3 separate regions of the Homo sapiens genome follow, and regions 1 and 2 are each linked to region 3. The links are chromatin contacts, found by Hi-C or POLR2A ChIA-PET in ENCODE. All regions are on one chromosome and are shown on one strand. Each heading gives the region's core, a stretch centred on a gene start or an enhancer-like site at or near the end of the contact. The rest is flanking DNA. Distances are from core to core; before and after follow the strand shown. Region 1 overlaps PRKCA (protein kinase C alpha). Region 2 overlaps PRKCA (protein kinase C alpha). Region 3 overlaps PRKCA (protein kinase C alpha).

Region 1 (3,212 bases), core at 646-3,145, 160 kb after region 3:
AAGGGCAAGGTTTTTGTAAGCCTAAAAGAAATGGAAAAAATAAAAGGAAATGTTTGACAGATTTAACTACATAATAAGTTAAGCTTCTCTGTTTCTAGAAGAATGGTGACATGTAACACAGTTTGCAGCAACTATGACAAAAGGCTTTTATCATTTATATCTCAACAACTCTTCTAACACAGTAAGAAAACTTGTTACTACCTTCTAGAAAACTTGAATAAGGAGTTAAGTCAGGCAGAAATAAATACAAATGGGCAAATAACCATGGAAAAAAAATTTAACCTCAAAAATAAGAAAGTCAAAATTACAGTGTTATTCTTTACTTTTCTCACCACTTCTTGATATGGTTTTGGTAGGATTGTGGTAAACTTTTAGAGGAGTAATTTGGCAATGTATGCCAAGAATCTTGAATAATTTCCATCCTTTAAGCTACTTCCAAGAATGTATTCTTATTCTTCTTTGCATCAGAAAATCTGTGGCGTTCTTAAACACACAGGGTATGATCAGACTTGCACAGCATAAATAGAACAAGAAAAAAAGTATCAGAAATTTCAATGAATATTTATGCATGAAGATGATCAGTTGCTATGTTATTTGTAAAGGTGAAAAATGATAAACTTTGTAGATGCCCCCAAACAGGGAATTGATTAAATAAATTCTGATTAGCCATAAAATGAGATGTTAGACATTTAAAATGTTTTCAAAGCATACTTTGTTATAAAGGCAGGTTCTAAAACTTTATTCCTAGTGTGATGTGAATTCTATAAAAATAAATATTTCAATGTAGATAGATGTGGAAGATACTGGCCATAAACATGCTAATGTGCCAATGTTGGTTCTCCCATGCAGAAGTATAGTTGTTTTAGTTTTCTTCTTTATATTTTTATGTCTTTAAATTTCTTGTATGATGGGTGCACCCGTTACTCCTATAATAAGAAAAAAATTTTCTTAAATATCTTCCTACGTTGTTTATGCAGAATCGTTTCAGTCTCTCATAACCTGGGAAATATTTCTCTCACAACTAGGTTTCATTTTCTTTTGAAACATCAGAATTATAGAACTTTAATGTAAAATTTTATGTCCCACTAATTGTAAAAGGGAAAGTAATGAAATATTTATGATCTTTTTCCAAGGACTAAACATTGTTGTTTCTCATCTTATACCACAGTCCTCCGAATTCTCTTATGTAAGTTTTGTTCCAGTAGAATTTTGGTTGATGAGTTGCCAACCTGTGTTTTCTGGTACGTGAATGGGACAGAAATTCACTCTTATCACCAAGCAGCCAGCCTCACCAGCAAAATAGAATATTCACTAAATAGGTTCCAAATAAGAAAATGGTTAATGTCCCTCAGTCCAGGTTTGTGTACAGGGCCATATGAAGCTGTGAGGCGATGTCTGATCAGGTGTATTTTTAGTGTATCTCATTATTCTTGCCTTTGTCTCTGGTAATAAGGAAACAAATATCACAAAATTTAGGGGTCATTATTTCTAAACATGAAAGAGATCACATCAGAAATTCTGCAACATTCATAAACACAGACGGTGTCAGCAGACTTGATACAGCATAAATAGAACAAATGCAGTGAACTAGACAGCACCCAGACCCAGTTTGTACACAGAATCTCAGTCTATAATTACCCAGTCAAAAATTGTTCATCGTGGTTGATGACACCTGTGCATTTTATTTCCTGAAATCTAGAGAAGTTCCACGTGATCACTATTTAACCAAGAGCAAAAGTCCCTTTCTGACCCATTTTTCCTGTAAGTGGAGATACATCCTGTGCTCTTTTGTCTTTGTGGGTACAGAGATTCTTTCTTCAAAGCATTTAACATTTTCAAAAAAGTGTGCCACTCCTTTTGGCCTGGCTTTCTTCGCCCGTGAAAAGGCCTGGGTGGTTTTTCCTTGTCCAAGAGTCCCTCCAAATGGACGCTTTATGTACTGCAACCAAGAGCTGAGAAGTTTCCAAGCTTTCCTGTCTGTGTTAGCATTCCGGTCATTCAGCAGGAATCCAATGAGCGCAGATTTTATCTTGTCTGTCCTGTGTTGCCCTGGGGGAGTGATCCCTGGGGATGCGAGGGGGTGTGGCCCTTGCCCTCAAGGTGCTGTCAGTCTGTAGACATGGAACACCTTTGGGCTGGGCTAGGCTGGCAGGAGAGTGGAAGGGCAGAGGAAATGGGTCTTGTGCAAGGCTAAGGGCTGACAGCACTGAGATGGATGGAGGAGTGTCCCCAGCGATGGGGCAGTGTGGACCCAGAAGCACAGAGCAAGGTGGGCACAGAGATACACGTGTTCAGCAGTTACTCAGTTCACGCATGGTGCTGTGCTGGGCAGTAGGGGTTCAAAATAACTAAAAGAGACTAACCTTGTTGGTGTGGAGTGGTTCTTTTGGGTTATATAAATACTAAATGTGATAGGTTGCATGCAGTTAAATATTTAGCATATAGAACCAACCCATCAGAACCAATGCCAGCTCCTAAGTCATACCAGCATCTGCTAGGGGAATGTGGGCCAGAAGACGGAGCGTCACTGACATTTAGATAGAGGTGTTCAAGTAAATGGTAGGAAACAGATTAGAGGCCTGTTTTCCATGTTGGGAGCCTAAAAGATACAGTAACCAAGTGCCACTCAAGCTGTGGTAGAGAATATCTCAGTTCTAACTTGTTAATGGGAGAAGAATATGATTTTGTTGTTGCTTCTGGCCAAATGATTCCAGTGAATCAGTCTGATGAGTGGCAGTGCCTGGGCTGCCACCCACAACCAACTCTCACCTGTCCTGTCGACTCTTCATTGTTCATGCTTGAGAAATCAGTTACCTCCTTATGCCATGGAGGGCCTGACTGCAGTGCACGCCCACCAATGGGAAGTCGTGCCCACACCAGTGGCAAGATATGCCACCACCATCATGGACCAACCACCCAACGCCTCCTATCCAAAGGCAGATCCCAGCAAGCACTTGCTCTCTGTTGCCGGGACTTCTCCCAGCTCCAAAACTGCCTTAGTCTGATCTATTAATATATCTTTTTAACTGGGTGGCTCATAAACAACAGAAGTTTACTTCTCACAGTTATGGAGGCTGGAGACTCCAAGTTCAGGGCACAGGAAGACTCAGTGGCTAGAGAGGGCCCATTTGCCGACAGCCCCACATCCTCACACGGTGGAAGGGCAAACCAGCTCCCTTGGGCTTCTCTTATAAGGGCACTGATCCTCTCCA
Region 2 (3,098 bases), core at 95-2,594, 160 kb before region 3:
AGATATTCTTTGATACTTTTGATAGTGGTCGTTGGCAAGTAAGTTTCTCAAAGGTTGGTTGCAAGGTAGAGAATGAAACCGTGTCTGTGTTTCATATTGGTCCATCTTATGTGTTGAATGGCTCTTTTATGTGTTGGTGTGACCGCATTCTTTAGTTTGGAAAACACTATTTCATTGAGTTCTGCAGGTTCTTCTAAATGTTGACACATTTCATTATTCAACATCAAAAAAGTCACAATTATTAGTATCACCATCAGTCTCATCAAAGAGCCTTTAAGTATTATTAGGAAGCCGTCAAGCTGACGGTAGATGCACATTTTCTAAGATTGTGTTTTTCACTTGGAAAACTTTATTGTATTTCAAAAAAGTATCTGCCAAATATCCAAGTCTAAGCAACCATATTGTAGTTGTTCTTTTGAGTCAAAGTGGTGTTTCATGGAGAGAGTGGCTGCTCAGCTCAAGACAGCCCTCATCCCTGGAGTGTAGCCAAATGCTTTATGTGTCAGAATATTTACTCAGAATTCTGAACCTTTTTTTTTTTTTTTTTTTGAGACAAAGTCTTGCTCTGTGCCCAGGCTGGAGTGCAGTGGCCCAGTCTTAGCTCACTGCAACCTCCACCTCCTGGGTTCAAGCGATTCTACTGCCTCAGACTTATGAGTAGCTGGGATTACAGGCACACGCCACCACGCCCGGCTAATTTTTATAGTTTTAGTAGAGATGGGGTTTCACCATGTTTGCCAGGCTGGTCTCCAACTCCTGGCCTCATGTGATCCACCTGCCTTGGCCTCGTAAAGTGCTGTGATTATAGGTGTGAGCCACCATGCCTGGCCCAGAATCAATAATTGTTAATGCTTCATCGAGACTTTCTTAAATGAAACTGGCATAAAAGACAACAAAAAGCCCCTGGGATTTCATGGTGGGAAGAACATAATTCCTGCTAGTACCGCCTGGCACTGTCACCTTGACTCAGGCTAAGGTTCCTGCTGTCACACCACCATTGCTCTTGCACCATCAGTGCAAACGTCAACACAAGGAAAAAGGCAAATAGTGGCTCAGTATTATCATTAAAGTGGTTTGATCATGAGGACCCTTAAGGGTTTGTGGAGCATACTTTGAGGCACACTTTGATTTAAGAGGTTAGAAACATCACATTAAAATTCATACTAATAAAGTGAAATTGTGCCAATTGCCCAAAACAGTGCATCAATCCAAAACTCTTATTTGTCTTGGAGAAATGCATTCAAAACATAGTCAACACCACTATCTCATTTTGTCTCTGTGTTGTGTTAAGATGGGTTTGCATACTTTCAGCCTCTTAGAGCAGGCAGTTGGAACATTATCCAGCAGCAGGTTGAACAGCAGAGGGGGAGGGCAGCTGGAAGTTAGGCTAATCTAACAAATGAGTCATCCACATGTGGATAATGGAGTTGTAAAATTACTCTCAGCTTTAGTCAGCAGCAACCAAACTATACGGTTAAAAATTACAGGTCTCCAAAATAGAGACTTCCTGAGAACTTTTAGTATAGCATTTAACTGAGAATGTATCAAGGGTTTGGTTGAGGATTTTTTCATAAAACCTTTCTGTTCTGGAAGGCAAGTTTGTTATTAAGAGCTTCAGTAATTTCTCTTACGAAGTGTTCAAAATGCACCAGAACCTGAACACAATGTGAGCAGCTGAGTGTTCATCTTAGCTGCGTCCATCAAGTGAACGGTTTGCTCTCTTCCTGTCCATAATTTGAGAGTCAGCCTAATGGTGAGTGGACAGTCATCTAATAAAATATTTCATACCTGTGGCAGCAGGTATAAAGCAAATAGTTTATTTTTGCTTTCCATGTAAAGTTTGGCAGTAAAGTTTTTGTCTTGAGATTTTTGTTTTATAAGAGAAATTAAAATTCCTTCTGGGCTTTTGCTGTTCTCCCCTGAGGATGAATATGCTGCCTGCCTACCCTGCTACCCCCCGCATTTGGCAAGGTTGCACATGTCTTAGGGATGGAAAACCAGTAGCCAACACTAAACCAGGCCTGCTGTGTAGACCTGGCTTGGTGAGTATGGAGCTGTTCCGCAGTAGAGGTTTGCAAAGAAACCATCACACCCTTGTTTCCTCTCTCCTTCTGGCTTTTCATTTTTCTTCTGGCCTTTTGCATGGAAGAAATAAGTCATCCCTTTTGAACAGTTTGGGTATGGAGTGTTTGCCCATGCGGTAGACTCTGGCAGGACAGAGAGGGTTTTCCCGGGCCTTTAGTTGTCCAGGTCCTGTATTCTCACATCTCCTCTGGGCTGCTGACTGCGCACAAACACAAAATTCATTCCTCCAATAGAACAGTGTTTGGCCTGGCTCCCAAAAACTGCTCTCCTCACTTGCACGGCTTTGATTGAGTGTTAGGTGTCTCTTTGGCTGCCTCCAGTGTCTCTTATTTTTAGGGCCTTCGTTAATGTCTTCTGTGTGTGAAACATGAAAATGGAGCCATGGCTGCTGGAATTGGAAACTTAGGGTTTTTAGGCCACCATTCCCTTATCACATGGCGTTATCAGGTTATTTAGTTACAGAGGTTAAAAAAAAAGTCCACCCTAGGAGCCGGCGTGTGTGGGGAAAGGAGAGAGGGGGCAGCTGAGCACCTAATGGGCAGTGAAAAAAGATATTGTAACTAAAGCTCGGGCTAGTGTCCTCAGAGCGATGGCCTTTCAGGTGCTGGCAGGGGTCTGCTTACAGCTCAGCCTGGTTACAAATGAGGGGATAAATTGGTGGTAACAGTGCCTTTTTATTTTTTTCCTTTTTCCTTTGGAAACTGGCTTTTCACATGTTGGAAAACGAGCTTGGATGCTCGGTGTAGGTAACAGGCAATTCTGATCTGAGAGGAAGGGCTCAGGAAAGGTGTGACCAAATGAGCCGTCTGAGTGGTCAGTCCTGCCCGGGGCTCACCCAGGCAGGGAGCTGGGGTCTTTCATGTGGGTGTCCGTGGACCCACAGGAGACAGGGAGGGATTGATTACAGGGGAGACCACTTCTGTTTCCCTTTCCTAAAGGAAACAGAAAATGGAAATAAAAATCTAAAATTATGTTATTTTCCATTTTTGGAATTCTGTTCATTTGTGTTTGGG
Region 3 (3,090 bases), core at 226-2,725:
CAATCCTGAGACATTAACAGTAAAAACCTTCACAAGGCAGATTAGCAACGTGAACTAGTAAAGACAGGAGCATGTAGGGCTGATGGGACCGGGTGGGAGCTGGCAGCAGTTTGGAGACTTGGTTTAGGTCCTTCTGAAGAGGGTACAGAGTGGGACTTTTCAGGACATTGGGTTTCTGGAAAGATCCGTTTCAAGTGTCTACACCCTAAGCTGAAAGCCAGCCCAGAGAGCTTTTTGGCTCATGCTGGGGCTTATTCCTGGATTCTGATGAGTCATGTTTTTTAGAAGCTGAACTTCTAAACTTCTAAGCCGAGTCCCATTCAGTTAGCTGGTACCTTCCTCACCTTGGCTTTGTTTTCTGTTTTTGCTGCTTAATACATTTCCAGCAGGAGATTTAGGAAGGGTCTGTGGACAGAGAAGTAGATTTCCCAGGATCTAAGAAAAGAAGGTTGGTTTACTGTGGGTATTCTAGCTGTCATTATAACTGTGTTATTTTATTTATTTACAAAGGGATCATGAGCCAGAACCAATCATAACAATCAAATGAACCCACTCACTGTTTCAGCCTCTGATGGTGGCTAAGAGAAAACAGCAAGTGGGGAGCACCCCCCCTCACAGTCGCCTCTATTATGTTGTACCAGAAGCTGGGATCCAGCACCCTCAAACGTAGAGGCTTGTACTAGCAAGAGTCACATGGACAGTGGGAAGGTCCATTCTAATTATTTTGTTAGTAATTCAGTCTGTTCTATTTATTCTTATAATCTAGCACATTCCAAAACATATTTGTTTTGAGAATGATAAACCAAGGGGAAAAGTCAGGTTTTAAGAAGAATGTCATGGCCACGAAGATAACACTGCCGTTGGGCGTTGCCGTGGTTCTGACTGGGTGAAGGTTTCCCAGTGACCATCTTTGTGTGGAAAGAGCACTCTGCTCCTGATGTTGGGGATGTCATGCCACCCACGTACATCACTGTCCTCAGCATTCCAGCACTCTTGCCTATTCTCCGTGCATCTCTTCCACCCTGCAAGCCATTGCTTATGTCACCCTGATTGATCATGGTGTAACACCCAGCTGTCCTCTGCACACAGGATCCCAAGCCAGAAGTCTCAGGATTTTCTTGGTTGTCTCCATCTTTTTTTTGTTTCACGCACCTAATAGGTTTCCAAGTGCTACGAGTTCTGCTTTCAACTCTCTTTCCTCTCCATCTCCATAGCCACTGTCTTTGTGAAGGCCTTGTTGTGTGCTGTGAGTTGGTCTTACTGACTCTGGACTGTTTCTCCTCTATGAACTGTCTTTCATATTGCCACCCCGTGGTACTCCAGTTGTTGTTGTTTTTGTTTTTTAATGTGATTATGCACTCTCTTGCTTATCATCTTCCAAGGTTGGTACAGAGTCACTCACAGCGGCCTCACTGGCTGTTAGCTGTGGCTGCTGGCCAGGGAGTCCTAAGGTCTGCCCCACATTAGCTTGGGAGGGTAGTGCAGGTTTTTTACAAGGGAGTGGCAGTTTTCCAAGAAGGAACACCTCAGTGTACACACACTTAATAGGCTTCCCCTGGCGCTGTGTTTCCCAGTGTTTCATTGGCCAAAGCCCAGAGTCACTGTGAAGGTTTATGAATCAGGGTTCTCCAGAGAAAAGGAACGTGTGTGTGTGTGTATGTGTGTGTGTGTGTGTGTGTGTGTGTGTGTAAAGAGATTTAATATAAGATGTTGACTCAATGCAATTATGGAGGCCGGCAAGTCCCAAGATTTGCAGGGTGAGCTGGCAAGTTGGAGACCCAGGAGAGCCAATGGGATAGCACCAGTCTGATTCTGAAGGTCTGGGAGCCAGGAGAGCTGATGATGTAAGTTCCAGTCCAAGCTCAAAGGCAGGCAAGCTTAAGACATCAGCTCTGAAGTAAGAGCTGATGTTTTAGATTGAGTCCAAGAGCAAGAAAAAGCTGGTGACCAAATCTCAAGGCCTTCAGGCAAGAAGAATCCTCTCTTACTTGGAGGGAGAGGCAGTCTTTTTGTTCCATTCAGGCCTTCAACAGATTGGATGAGATCCACCTGCACTAGGAAGGACAGTCTGCTTTGCTCAACCTCCCGATCTAAATGTTAGTATCATACAAAAACACCATTGTGTAAACACCCAGAATAACGTATGACCAAATGTCTGGGCACCTGGGGCCCAGTCAAGTCGGCACATAAAATTAACTATCACAGAAGGGTGTGGAACCTGGGGGTATGAGTCACTGGGGCCGTTAGTGTAACCATTTGCCACAGGCAGACTTGTTTGGGTTATAATTCTTTCCTGTAAATCTTATTCATCTCTGTATCCCCAATGCCTAGTATGATCTCTGACTTATAGTAGGTGATCATTAATGTTTGTTGAAAGAGCGAATGAATGGAAAAAAAAAATGAAGTCTTTGATTCCCTAAAGAAAATGAAAATAATTTCATAGACTTGAGTCAAGCTTGTCCAACCCACCTTATTTTGTTGTCGTGGTGGTTCTGTTTTGTTTTGTTTGAGACTTTTGGCAACCTGAAGCCATGTTTTTTAGTTTCTATCTCTAGTGATAAGCAGAAAAGAGGGATGAGGAAGGGGCTTTACTGGCCCAACAAGAAACAGAAACTAAGAACCCATGACTGTATTCTCTCCCTTGGACACTCCTAGGAGTGGAATATCTGTGAAATGTTTCCTGCGATTCTCTCAGAATCAATACCAGCCACTTCCTGATTACAAGTTACCATCTTTAGAAAGAGAATTTTGTTTTCGGGGGGAAAAGGTTTTTTGTGTTGAGGGACTCTTCAGTGCTTGAAGTTTAAGCCTAACGAAATTATGCAAGATGCCCACTGAACTGTGCCTGCTGTGTGACCAGAATCTCTTAACCTCATGAGCATTTTTTGGTTAAATGTTGGTAGGAAAAACTGCTTATTGAAAGGCAAAACTTGTTTTGTCACCTGCGTATTTTAGGGTGATCATCCTTGAAGTGATGGCTTATCATGTAGAGAGGTTTGTAACCAATTGCAATTCAAAAGGGAGAAATGGAGAGAGCTAACAGCTTAAGGAATCAATAGCCTTTGATTTCTTTCCCATTTGATCACTGCC

Evidence for each region. A loop is a pair of places that touch in the nucleus more often than their neighbours do. ChIA-PET counts read pairs that join two places held with the same protein, here RNA polymerase II (POLR2A). Pooled maps may share reads with other maps.
Region 1: a loop to region 3 is called in a map of gastrocnemius medialis, with 9 times the contacts of the local background. The contact joins two enhancer-like sites. A Hi-C loop is called at or near these places in 1 of 168 maps with a recorded cell type or tissue (gastrocnemius medialis) and 6 of 50 pooled maps. POLR2A ChIA-PET finds 5 or more read pairs at or near these places in 3 of 52 experiments (MCF 10A, Panc1 and activated T-cell).
Region 2: a loop to region 3 is called in a map of PC-3, with 6 times the contacts of the local background. The contact joins two enhancer-like sites. A Hi-C loop is called at or near these places in 1 of 168 maps with a recorded cell type or tissue (PC-3) and 4 of 50 pooled maps. POLR2A ChIA-PET finds 5 or more read pairs at or near these places in 2 of 52 experiments (WTC11 and naive thymus-derived CD8-positive, alpha-beta T cell).

What each region holds. Positions count from the first base shown.
Region 1 is chr17:66,672,081-66,675,292 of GRCh38, forward strand. The region is part of intron 5 of PRKCA (protein kinase C alpha); the gene reads left to right. Among named protein-coding and RNA genes, the nearest start is that of MIR634, 110 kb to the right of the region's middle. Within about 2 kb of position 1,896, at least 9 of the 41 ENCODE cell types and tissues checked have a DNase peak (open chromatin) inside an H3K27ac peak, as active enhancers do.
Region 2 is chr17:66,347,412-66,350,509 of GRCh38, forward strand. All of the region lies in intron 2 of PRKCA (protein kinase C alpha), which reads left to right. Among named protein-coding and RNA genes, the nearest start is that of PRKCA, 46 kb to the left of the region's middle. RefSeq lists an enhancer at 1,180-1,474. Within about 2 kb of position 1,345, at least 10 of the 41 ENCODE cell types and tissues checked have a DNase peak (open chromatin) inside an H3K27ac peak, as active enhancers do; they include PC-3, where a contact is called at or near this core.
Region 3 is chr17:66,507,521-66,510,610 of GRCh38, forward strand. All of the region lies in intron 3 of PRKCA (protein kinase C alpha), which reads left to right. Among named protein-coding and RNA genes, the nearest start is that of PRKCA-AS1, 92 kb to the left of the region's middle. RefSeq lists an enhancer at 1-25. Within about 2 kb of position 1,476, at least 18 of the 41 ENCODE cell types and tissues checked have a DNase peak (open chromatin) inside an H3K27ac peak, as active enhancers do; they include PC-3, where a contact is called at or near this core.